Regions from separate parts of the Homo sapiens genome. Here region 2 is linked to region 1. Evidence: chromatin contacts called from ENCODE Hi-C data. All regions are on one chromosome and are shown on one strand. Each heading gives the region's core, a stretch centred on a gene start or an enhancer-like site at or near the end of the contact. The rest is flanking DNA. Distances are from core to core; before and after follow the strand shown. Region 1 has its middle 22 kb from the start of MIR4300. Region 2 overlaps SYTL2 (synaptotagmin like 2).

Region 1 (5,911 bases), core at 1,436-3,935:
TTGATTACAGCATGTGTTATTTATTCAGATGCTCAATTATTTGTTAGAAAATAGAAATATTAAAGAATAATAAAAATGTGTTTTGTTCATTGATTCCAGCAATAATAATAGGCAAGTAAAATGTATTTTAAGTTACTAAGAGGAAAACAAAAATTCTGAGAGGTATAACAATGTGCTCAAGATTACAGAGATAGTTCTCAGTGAGAAAGTATTTATTATATCAAATTAATTGAGTAAATTGTTTGCCAAGATATTAAGTTGTTTTGATATGGTATACTTTTCTACTTATAGTAATATTTTTCTAATCAATGCATAATTCAATTGTGTATAAAATTTATGGAAATATGCTAGTCCTCAGTTTTGCATCCAAAATTAATACCTTGAGTTTACATGAGATACTACACATGATCTATAATACCTATGGATAGCTTTGGCTTTGGACCGGAGCATTTTCACATTAAAGAAAATCCATGAAATTTCTCCATCTTTGGCAGAGTTTCTCATGCATGTGTTTAATATATGAACACCTCATGACCTTTTCAATAGAGAGCTTTATAGCACGTAAATGAAGGCATTGCTTTTCTGCCTCTACATTGACATGCTGAGTTCTAAATACAAACATGGCATGGTCAGAATGAGTGGTAAAGTTTAGCTAATTTTTTAAAATGCTAGTTGTAAAACATGGTATCCCTTTGATCATCCTTTTCTTCTTTTTAAAAATTAATTCTTATGTACCAAGTGCCTTCCCACTAAACCAGAACCTTCTGTCTCTCCATAACTCCTTACTGTGACATCCACATACCAGGTCTTTCTACATCAAATATTCCTAGCCTTGAACCTTTTCTTATTCTCTTAAAATACTGACTGACTTATGCCCCTATATCCAAGATTTTGTTGTGATAGTGCTAACAGAGTAGAGTTGGTCATGGGCATATCTTTTAGCTTATTTACCTTGCTTCTTCAAGTGTATAATAAAAGATGGAGTTGAACTTGGTGATTTCTAAGCTTTCTTTTATTTAAATGTCACTGTGCATGTATAATTCCACTTTTGAGCTTGTCTTAATGTTTCTCACATGGACCTTTTTTTTTCATTGATGAGCAGTATAATAGAATTTGAAAGGAGTCTAGGCTATTTGCATCATTGACTCACCAGTCATCATGTCTCCACTTGAAAATTTTCAGCAACAGGAAGTCTTATTCCTTTATGAGAAAGAGGTTTCTATTTGTTGGTAGTTATGAATATTAGAAAGTATTTTATTATAGGAAACCTAGGACCAATGGTTGGTCTTACACCAACTGCACCTTCAGGAAGTCCGTTCAAAGGCCAGGAGAACATCTAAGTGAGTGCTTCGGGGTTTTCTTATCCTGGGTAACCTCTTTCCATTTGGAATACTATAACTCAGCACACAATAGTTATTGGAAGCAGTGTGGTATAATGACATAGCACTGTTAAAGTCTGTGTTTGAAATGCTACTTCAGTTGATAGCTGTTTTACCAGGAGCTTGCTATTTAGCATATGTAAATTGTCTACTTTAATGTCTAGAACATCGTCACTATAATGTTTCTTTTTGTCTCAAAACACAACTAAAATGTTAAAATTAAACTTCTTTTACCAAGTTCTCATGGTTTTTTGCTCATAAATCTATTAGAGGGACTATATTGCAATTGTTATTTTCTTTTACATGGATCTTCACTCTTTATCCTTTACCAGAGAGTTTTGGGTACAAGAGCTCTCCATTTTCATCCCTGTATCCACAGTGGTTGGACCACTGAATGTTCTTAATACAGAGAGAGTAAAAGAATGTGCTTAAAGTTGTTGTTAGTGGGCTGGTTCAGTTTCTTGACTTTGCTGCACCAACGAATTTGAGAGAGAGTCTAAAGTAAAGGTAGGCGAGGAAACTTTATTGCAAAGTGAAACTACACTCTGCTAGGTCACAGTAGGCTGCTCCACAATGAGACAACACCAACTAACACTGGAGAAACTCCTTCTACAGGAGTCTTACATGATTAGTTGTGAAGGGGTGGAAATGTGCATTGTTGTTAAGCGTATTGTGGGTGGTCTCCTTAATGCCCATGTGCTATTGTTGTACATGCTAGTATATACCTCATATGTCTTATTAGCATTTTAATTCTCCACCCACTGATGTGGTTTTCATTATTATAATGAGCATAGGTCAGCCCAAGTATACTAATCATAGGTTTCTGCATTTGCATGAATTTGGGGATTTTCCCTTCTGTTCTTTTACCTCCTTGCTGCAGGATGCTCTAACCACAAGCCCAGGATGTGGTTTGGCCACTATTGAGTGGTTTGTTCTCTCCATCTATTTGGTAAGTTTGTTCCTCTTTAAGAGAGCATATAACCACACTATCTAATCTACCTTAATGTCACATCTGTACTAGATGCCATACAAGCACCACAGAGCAGCATGAGAAGATATTTTCTATTCCTCTGGATTTTATATCCCTCTTCACACAACATGGAACTCCTTTTCATATCAAATCACCAAAGCTGTTTCACATGAACTGCTCTGTGGGTTAAGGGGAAAAATAAGAGCCATTGTTTCACAGTGTCTTGCCATTTGGGGTGTAATATTTAGTGATATGCAGCATATGTCTCCTGCTGAAGCAACAGGGGAATCACAGGCTGGTTTCTCAGCAGCCTCACAGATTAACTGCAAAGATGAAGTGTGGCATAAACCTTCATTTGCTCAGACTGGCATATGCCCCTCGCCCATTCTGCTGAGTCCCTTCACACCTATCTCTTTCTCTCTCTCTCTCTCCCCCCACACACATATTTCCTAGCTCTGCTCACTGAAGCAATAACATGCTGATATTCTAACAACAAGCAAACTCAGTGCCCAGACATTTGATTCTAATATTAATTGCTAAAAAAAAAAAGGAACTGAGGCAACTTGGTAAAATATCAAATTTCTGGTGTGGAGAATGTAATAGACAAGATAATACTAGAGTATCTTAGAGTATCTTATAGCTCCAGAAAGTAAGAAATGATTTTAAAAATCCCATAATGATGGGTGTATCAAAAAGGGACATAAGTGTTCTCAATGGCCAAAGCTGGAGCAATTTGTGCAACAGACTAAGTAAAACTTTAGTGTTATAACACAAAGTATAAAATAAATATAAATTAGTCCAGTTATATTTAACTGTTTATTAAACAGTTCATTTATATTAAATAGATTTGATTAAAGTATACTGAATTTAATTACATTTGATTTAAATTTATATTAAATAAATAGGAGCAAACAGACAAACATCCAATGCAAAAGAATTCCAAATAAATTTGATACTCCACTCTCAAGAAATGGAGCATGACTCTCCACTCCTTTAGTGTGGGTTGTGCATGGTGACTTTTCTCCCAAGAGGACAGGATAGAAAGGGAAAAAGCGTAACTTTACAGTGGAGAAACGTGACAACCCTCAGGTTGGTGATCAAGATTGATATTGTTGGGGGTCAGTTATGTTGATATTATGTATAATTGACAGGATGTGTGGAGAACGGCACTCTGTATCTGTGGTCTTTCTTCCCAAAACACATAGCCTTAGTTTTATTTTGGGAAAAACATTAGGGAGACTAAATTGAGGGCTTCTGAAAATAGGATCATTCCATAAAATATCTGATCTTCAAAACTGTTAAAGTAATCAAGAACAAAGAAAGTTTAGGAAACCAGTACAAACCAGCGGACCCTAAGGAAAAATAACAGTTAAATGCAGTATCCTGGATGGAACCCTGAAACAGAGGAAGGAGAAAAAAACTAATAAATTTCAAATACATTATAGAGTTTGGTTAATAACAATTTATCAATATTAGATCATTATTTATGACAAGTGCACCATAGTAATATAAGATAATAATAGGAGAAACCGGAGGTGAGGAATACACAGACTCTACTATCTTCATGATTTTTCTATAAATCTAATACTATTCTAAAATTTATACATGTATCTGTAGGTATATTATAGATATTTACATAAAATACTACACAGCTAAAAATGGGGATTTTGATAGGTGGTTTCTAGAGAATGAATGAGTGAACAATAGCGATATGGTTTGGCTCCATGTCCCCACTCAAATCTCATGTTGAATTGTAATCCCTAATGTTGGGGGAGGGACCTAGTGGGAGGTGCTTGTATCACGGGGGTAGATTTCCCCCTTCCTGTTCTCGTGATAGTGAGTTCTCTGAAGATCTGGTTGTTTGAAAGTGTGTAGCACTTCCCCATTTGCTCTCTCTCTCTCCTTCCTCCATGTGGAGACGTGCTTGCTTCCCCTTCACCCTTCTGCCATGATTGTAAGTTTTCTGAGGCCTGCCCCGCCATGCCACCTGTACAGCCTGCAGAACTGTGAGTCAATTAAACCTCTTCCTTCATAAATTACCCAGTCTCAGGTAGTTCTTTATAGGAGTGTGAGAACTGGCTAATACAAATAGCAAGTACTGGATAAAGACTCTACTCAGGATCAGATTGGTCAGCAATCTGACTATTCTTCAATGCTGTACAGCCCTACTTTGCTTATACCTGGACTTACCTTCAGAAAATAATAACATTCCATTAGGTTAGTGCAAAAGTAATTGCAGTTTTTGCCATTAAAAGTAATGGCAAATATTTTAGTTAAAGACCTTTAAGTATTCATATGCAACCAAACTTAAATTATGAACAATATAGTGTCAAAAATTATCTTTTTTCTTACATATAGTTAAATATAAATGCTCTTGGATCCAGCACAAAATTCTTCTTTCTTTACTTATATGTTCAGGAGCATTAGGTGCATTAAAAAACTGACTTACCTCCCATCGTCCTAACCCAACTCGAAATGAATGATAGACTAAGGGTATATAAGATATAGAAATTTAATTATATTAAACACGCACACACACAAAAAGAGAGAGAGACAAAGAGAGGGAGAGAGAGAGAGAGGGAGAGAAAGAGAGAGAGAGAGAACTAGAACTGGGAGCTTTGAGGGAAAAACAACAGCCACAGAAGATTTAAGTCTCAATAAACAGTTTTATATGCAATTTCCGCAAACATATTTTCATTTGCTATAAAACAGCAAACAGCTTGGGAGGAGAAGCCAGAAATATGCACAGAGAAAGCAAAATAGTGTTAAATAAATACTGGCTTGCAAAAAAGAAATTGCAGGCTATATTGAAATATGCTTATCTTACGGTACTTCAAAATGTAATAAATTTCTCTGACAAACAATAATTTAGTTTGAATTTAAAACAAATTCCCCTTTTGTCCTAAGAAAATACAATGTTAGACTTTGAAAGATGAATGGTTGTTTTTGCTCAGATATTGGTTATTAGCCACATAACTATGCCCTGGTTAGGCTACTTAGATTTTATAGTTGTACTGAGAGAAATTTAGTTAAAGCAATTGTTTGAAAGTTAAGCAAAGATGTCTGAAAAAAGAGAGATGTTAAAACTTATAAGTGAAAGTTAATGCAATTTTCAGTATAAGAAAAAAAAGATTTCAAGGGAAAAACTTGTTTTTTTTTTTTTTGGACAGGGGCTAAAGTGAAACATAGCATGTGTATAATATTTGAATAATTACTTTTATTAGTGTTTGACTTAATACTCATAAAGCTCAAAGCATTTAAGGTTATGAATCAAAAATCAATGAAATCCAAAGAAAGAGTAAATAATCTTGTGCCTGTTCCTTGTTCTATACCAGAATAGAGTAAGATTATATATATATACACACACACACACATACATATGTATAATTTTTTACACATATATATACACATATATGTACATTACACAAAAATATTCACACACGCACCTATGTTCCTAGGGCAGAGAGCGCCAGTGGCTGTTTATTTTGCTTATAGAAATTAGAAAGAATGTGGCTGCTTATTCTTTAAACATCCACTAAATACCTTTATAAAGAAGACATTA
Region 2 (5,911 bases), core at 2,152-4,651, 3.9 Mb before region 1:
AATGCCTCATTCCTCCTAGGTGTTATTTGGCTTAGAAACACATTATATAATTATATCAGCCCAATCAAAACATCATTAGAAAGGCCAATTTATTACTAAAATTCAGACTTTTCTTTTAAATACTAATGTTTTATAGACTTTGGAGTATAACTCTCCCGTAGCCAAGAGGACATCACTAATGGATACACCACTGTTGCCTGCAAGACCAGATATCACTTTAGAATCTTTTTCAGTATGGCGGTAGATGAGATCTGGCATTCAAATGGAAATGTTGCCATTCCTAATATGTCCAGTGCTTTGACTTGTTCACAGCCAAGCTCATTCAAGATACTTTGGAGATGATTTAGTTTATATGTCACTTCCCATCTTTTTTTTTTTTTTTTTTTTTTTAAAAAAGAGAGTTTCTCTCTGTGACCCAGGCTGGAGTGCAGTGAGGCAATCATAGCTCAGTGCAGCCTCCAACTCCTGGGCTCAAGTGATCCTCCTGTCTCCCAAGTAGCTAAAACCACATGTGTGTACTACCACATCCAGCTAATTAAAAAAAAAGGTTTTGTTACTTCCCATCTTGATTTCATGGATAGGAAAAGTGAGTGTTGCACAGAGACATATCCAGTTCCTAAATCACTTGGTCTGTTAATGGTAGAACATGGACTCGTACCCAAGGAAATAGTCACTGGGGTGTCTCTGGGGTACAGCTGAGACAATAACGGTTCCAGATCACTGTTGCTACCACACTGTCTTTTATGTTGCTCCACTACCTGTAGCCACAAGTACTGGACCCAGTTATTACCATGTATCGCTACACAGCCTGCTTCCCTAACTCCCATGTGGAGACATTTCACAGACCAGCAGTGAAGGAGACATCAGGGTGGATTCTTTCTCTCTCTTCCACCCCTATCCTGTGTCTTCTCTCCTGCTGCCCTGACCCACCTTTAAGGAAACATAACCATACATACACATATGTAATTTTAGTCTTTTATGGTTTGAAAATCACATACTCAAAAGGTGGCATTTCCTGTGCTTTGCGTCACACTGCCAGCAGGAAATTGCTGCTCATGTCTGTCTGTACACCACCACCAGCACTGCATCCCCCACCCCCATATACACACAACCACATCTACAGCGATGGGTGTTTTTGCAGTAGATACGATCTCAACCGCCACCACATCTTATGATTCTCAGCTGCCTCCTTAGACCTAGTTGTGTTTTTTTTTTTTTTTTTTTTTTTTTTTTTTTTTTAATGAAGGCAGTTGTCATTGAAGGACTAATTTCCAGGACCTCTCATGGTGTTTTTCTGTCAAAGCAAAGGGGAAAGGAACTAACATTTGTCAAGGGACTGTACATGGATCTTCACATAGATTTTCCTATTTCATCTTCAAAACAGTGTAGCTGAATCCACTTAACAGATGAGGAGATAGGGTTGAAGAGGGTAAGTGCCCCGCAGGATTGAAGCCTTGTTGATCCAACATCAAGGCCTGTGCACTTCCCTTACACTGTGCTGCCTCTCAGCAGACTGCAGAGATCTACGATGTGTCATGTAAAAGGTGGATATTTCTTGTTTTCTACTCTAAGGAAGGTTTGTAGTTTGTTTTCCACATGTTGGTTTTCAGATTCTTCATCAAAGATTGAGTTCCTTAGGAGAAAGAGTGAAGTGTGACAGCCATCTTAGAAACCGAAATCATGTTTGGCTCTCTGAGGCAGGATCGGGTAGTAGAAAGTGTGTTGGCTGGGAGTCAGACTGGCTTCTGCTGCCAGCTCTGTGTGACCTTGGGCAAGCCTCTTAACTTCTCTGGGCTTCTATCATTTTATCTAGAAAGTGAGGTCATTTGTAACTATCTAAGGTACCTTTCAGCTCTCACATTCAAAACAAACATCTGAGAGCACCTCCAAATCACACAGTCTAAACATCTTGCCCAGTATATTCTGGGCAAGATGAAAAAAGAAAGGCTGGAGAATAGACCAGTCAACCTATCTGGCCAGCAGCTGTCCACAGTTGACTAAATACTATGAACCAGGTCCTGCAGGTGATGTTCGAGCTTTGCCTAGTCCTGTTGAGTAGCTGGAAGCTGAGGTGTACATAAGTGAGCACAAGGAGAAAAGGGGTAGGCTGAGGGCAAATGTGTTGAATCCAGCCCAGAGGGCATTTCTGCTCTTCTGGCTTTCCTCTGTAAGTGCTCACACTCTTGGCATGAAAAGGAGTTGACATTGACAGTTAGGGCTGTAGATAGAATTTTTAATGTCCAATTTGAAGCAGATGGCTGGTATGGGAATTAATGAGTCAGTGAACAAATAGCCAGACAGGGTTTAGATATGGCTTTTAGCATACAGAAGAGGTAAAATGGCCATCTTTTGAAATGGATGAAATTCTTTGAACAGCATGGTGAAATTGTAAGGATGAAATGATAAGAGGCTTGTTAAGTGTCAGATGTGTGGTTCAGCACAAAGCAGATACTGTGTGCTAGCTGAAGGAATGGGAGAATGAACGAGAGAATGACCAGGACATCCCACCTGGGAGGCCAGCAGGCCAGTGTACTTTCTGGATTGAGTGCTCTTCTTCAGCCCTCACTTCTGCCCACCAGCCCACCGGTGTTTACTGAGCGTCTTCTCTCTACTTAACTCTCTGCTAAACATAACGTGTGTGTGTGGAGAGGATGGTAAAGGATAAATGTCAGTCCCAAGAAACTTACCCCTTTCTCTCTTCATCTAGATGGTACGATAATTAGAGAATCAAATGCTCATTTTGTTGATGTAATTAGAGTTCAGAAAAAAATGAGAGATGAACGTGGGCTGGAAAACGAGAAGATTTTAACAGCAGCACTAGATAGTGGGATTCTAAAAATGATCTACATCTTTACAAAACTTTGATGTTATACATATGGATTTATCTACGAAATAGTACAAGTGACTAAGATAGAAAAAGAAGTTGATTATTAAACCTAGTAGTGATAGTCATGTAAGGAAATATGTAAGTGGCACTTAACTACATTTGAAAGAATTTCCTGTTCTTTTGCCACTTTAAAACAAGTGAGCCAGAAACCCTTTCCTTACTATAATGGCTATCAGCCTTTGTAGGGACCATGTGTTTCAGGGAGTCGATGCAAAACCTGTGCTCATTGTGCATTGATCGTGGGCTTACAGACAGTCATTTAGGCAGGAACAGATCAAGGGTTGCACAAGAATCCCCACAAAGTGCATTTTAGTTGAAAAACAAAAATAAACAATCTTATGAAAAGAAATTGGGTGTTGTTCTGCTATAAGGGTTTGTGGCCTCCTTCAACAAGAATGCTGACCGACACCACATTTCATGATGTTTTTTCCTGTTCTGATGAGAGATGAGCATGTCCTGCTGCATCAGGAGGAGACACCATTCATTGTGATGGGGTCTGAGGTTCACTTAATCACAGCAGTGACAGGATCTTCTTGATCTCTTGCCTGACTCAGGATGGCTGCTGAGCGTTTATTTGTTCTTTGATTTATTCACTCAACAGACAGTTATTGGGTATCAGCTCTGTTCCAGGCTCCGTGCTAGGTGCTGGCATTACAAAGGTGGTTAAGACATAGTCCTCACTTTCAAGGAGTTTGCAAAGACCACAGGTTAGTGAGTACAACAGATGTGCAAACAGATCACTGGAATATGATATAGTAAGGACTGAAGTGGAGGTGCTGTGGGAGCAATGGAAAAGGAGAAACTGTAATAACTGTGCCCTCCTGAGTTAGGGAAAGCTTCCCAGTGAGGCAGTGTTTGAGCTGGATTTGAAGGATGAGGAGCAACGGGCTGGACAGAGAAGTGAGGGAAAGACATCCCATGAGACTTCACATTAACTGGCCTTGTACCAAGATCTAGGCAGTACTAAGTACTTTCAGTTAAACATCTCAATCATCTCAGAAGTCCTGGAGGGTAGGTCTTATTTTCCCTGATCCTTAAAAACAAGGAGACTAAAGCTTAGAGGAGTTTGGTAAACTGTCCAAGATCCCATCTAGGAAGGGTCAGAACTGAGATTTGGATGTAATTTGGGGAGCCTTGAAAACCCAGAGTCTTTCTGCCACAACTTCCTGCCTCTGTCATCTACAGAGGTCACAGAAGAGCACTGGAGAATTGTAAGAAGCTGAGCCTGCTGGCAAGTGGGGTATGGGCGTGAGTGCTGGAAAAATGAATCTGAAAAGGTAACCTGAAGCCTTTTTAGGTGGTCAGGAGCCTCATCTGATATTCCTCCACTCTGCAAGATCTGAATAAATACCCCGTATTTTCCAGACACTAAACAAAGATGTATTGAGTACAGACCCTGCCCCCAGGAACTCACCAGGGAGAAGTAGAAGAACTTCTCCATTCTGGAATTGAACTCAAACTTGGTCCTTTTGGGAGGAGAAGGCAAAGGTTCACCAACAGTCCAGCAGTTGTTTGCTCTGCTGAAAACAGTGTTGAAAGCAGTGTCAAACCATTAGGAACATTTAATAAAAACCATGATATCGTTGCTGACTGAGAACTATGAAGCAATGATGCTCTCCCTGTTAGGGTTTATAGATGGGGCTGTCATGACAAAGAGAGGAAGTTCCTGTAAGAGTTTACTCTGGGTGGAAGGACACTCTCCAGGCACGCTTGGGAGAGAGGAGACATTCTTGCTAGACCTGGGATAACTGCTCCCCCTCTTTTTCCCACTCCCAGGTATGCCTGTGTGCAACCCTTACATGCAGCGCTGCTACCACCTTGGCCCATTCACATTCTCTGCCTGAAGCACTTTGATTTGCTAATTGAGGAAGAGTGCATATTAGTTTGTATGACTATCTTAAAACCCTCTTGGATTTATGTTAGCACATTATCTTCCAAGAGTATAGTGTTCCCTTACAGCTTTTATTCCACTTTATTCTAAGTACATCTCTATAAACAAGAGAGATTTTGTGATTTTTTTATTTTACTGAGATGGATAGAGAGATGGAGAGGTTAAGACTTGTCAGTTAGAACAAAGTTTTTAGGGAAGTTTTAGGAGGGCAGACTATCTTGTTTGTTCTTTAGGTTTTAGCTTTTCAGTAAGCATGAATAATTGTGAAACTCTTAAATGCAGGATCTGCACAAATGGAACTTGCCTGTACACACTCCTCCTCAATTTTGGTCTTCCCTGATTCCAGCAGCCTTTTAAAGATGCCTTTCCCTAACAATAAGCATCAGAGACATCACTCCTCCTCCACAGGCTTCCAGGAAAGTCTCTAATAAACTCATATCACCCAAAATGGAAAGGACTGATGAGCTAATGACTACCCCATCCAGTGTTTATTAGGTGCCAGGGAGGTGCAGAGAGCTATTGAATGAATTCACTCGGTTAAACCTCAAAGAAACCCCAATTTTAAAGTCCAAAGGTTACTATTACTAATGCTTTTTTACGGATAAGGAAACCAAGGCTTAGGGAAGCCTACCGTATTATCCCTCCCTGGGGTATTTGCATTTGAACAGCAGACACTGAAGAATGCAGCCAAAAAGTGAATCTGCTCTTGAGAAATTTCAGGCATCATACGGGAATCGTGGATTAAACCTTTATTTGAAAAAATGTTGGCCTTGTCTTCTCTGACTTTTCAAAGGTGAACATACACTTGTTAGTCATCTGGGAAGTTTCTGGGATCATCTGAAATATTAAAGCTTCATTTTATCTGTGTGTTTACACATGTCTTTATGCGGTGTCATAATGAACTCATTTATTTACTGTGGGTTCTCAGCAAACTAAAGATCTTTTCCTTTTGTAGACATTTGCCTGAAAAAATTAAGGATGACCAGCAGCTGAAGAATATGAGTGGCCAATGGTTTTATGAAGCCAAGGCAAAAAGGCACAGGGACAAAATCCATGGCGCAGATATCATCAGAGCATCTATGAGAAAGAAGAGGCCCCAGATAGCAGGTGAGTTGACTTGGCTAGTGCATTTA

What was found. Hi-C counts contacts between places; a loop is a spot of excess contacts on that map. Pooled maps may share reads with other maps.
Region 2: a map of CD8-positive, alpha-beta T cell shows a loop between it and region 1 (25-fold over the local background). The contact joins two enhancer-like sites. A Hi-C loop is called at or near these places in 3 of 168 maps with a recorded cell type or tissue (CD8-positive, alpha-beta T cell and naive thymus-derived CD4-positive, alpha-beta T cell) and 6 of 50 pooled maps.

The regions. Positions count from the first base shown.
Region 1 is chr11:81,866,270-81,872,180 of GRCh38, reverse strand. No RefSeq gene overlaps it. Among named protein-coding and RNA genes, the nearest start is that of MIR4300, 22 kb to the left of the region's middle. RefSeq lists an enhancer at 2,068-2,137. Within about 2 kb of position 2,685, at least 4 of the 41 ENCODE cell types and tissues checked have a DNase peak (open chromatin) inside an H3K27ac peak, as active enhancers do; they include CD8-positive, alpha-beta T cell, where a contact is called at or near this core.
Region 2 is chr11:85,748,246-85,754,156 of GRCh38, reverse strand. SYTL2 (synaptotagmin like 2) reads left to right here. Exons shown (of 20, transcript NM_206927.4): 3 at 5,734-5,885. Among named protein-coding and RNA genes, the nearest start is that of SYTL2, 60 kb to the left of the region's middle. Within about 2 kb of position 3,401, at least 2 of the 41 ENCODE cell types and tissues checked have a DNase peak (open chromatin) inside an H3K27ac peak, as active enhancers do; they include CD8-positive, alpha-beta T cell, where a contact is called at or near this core.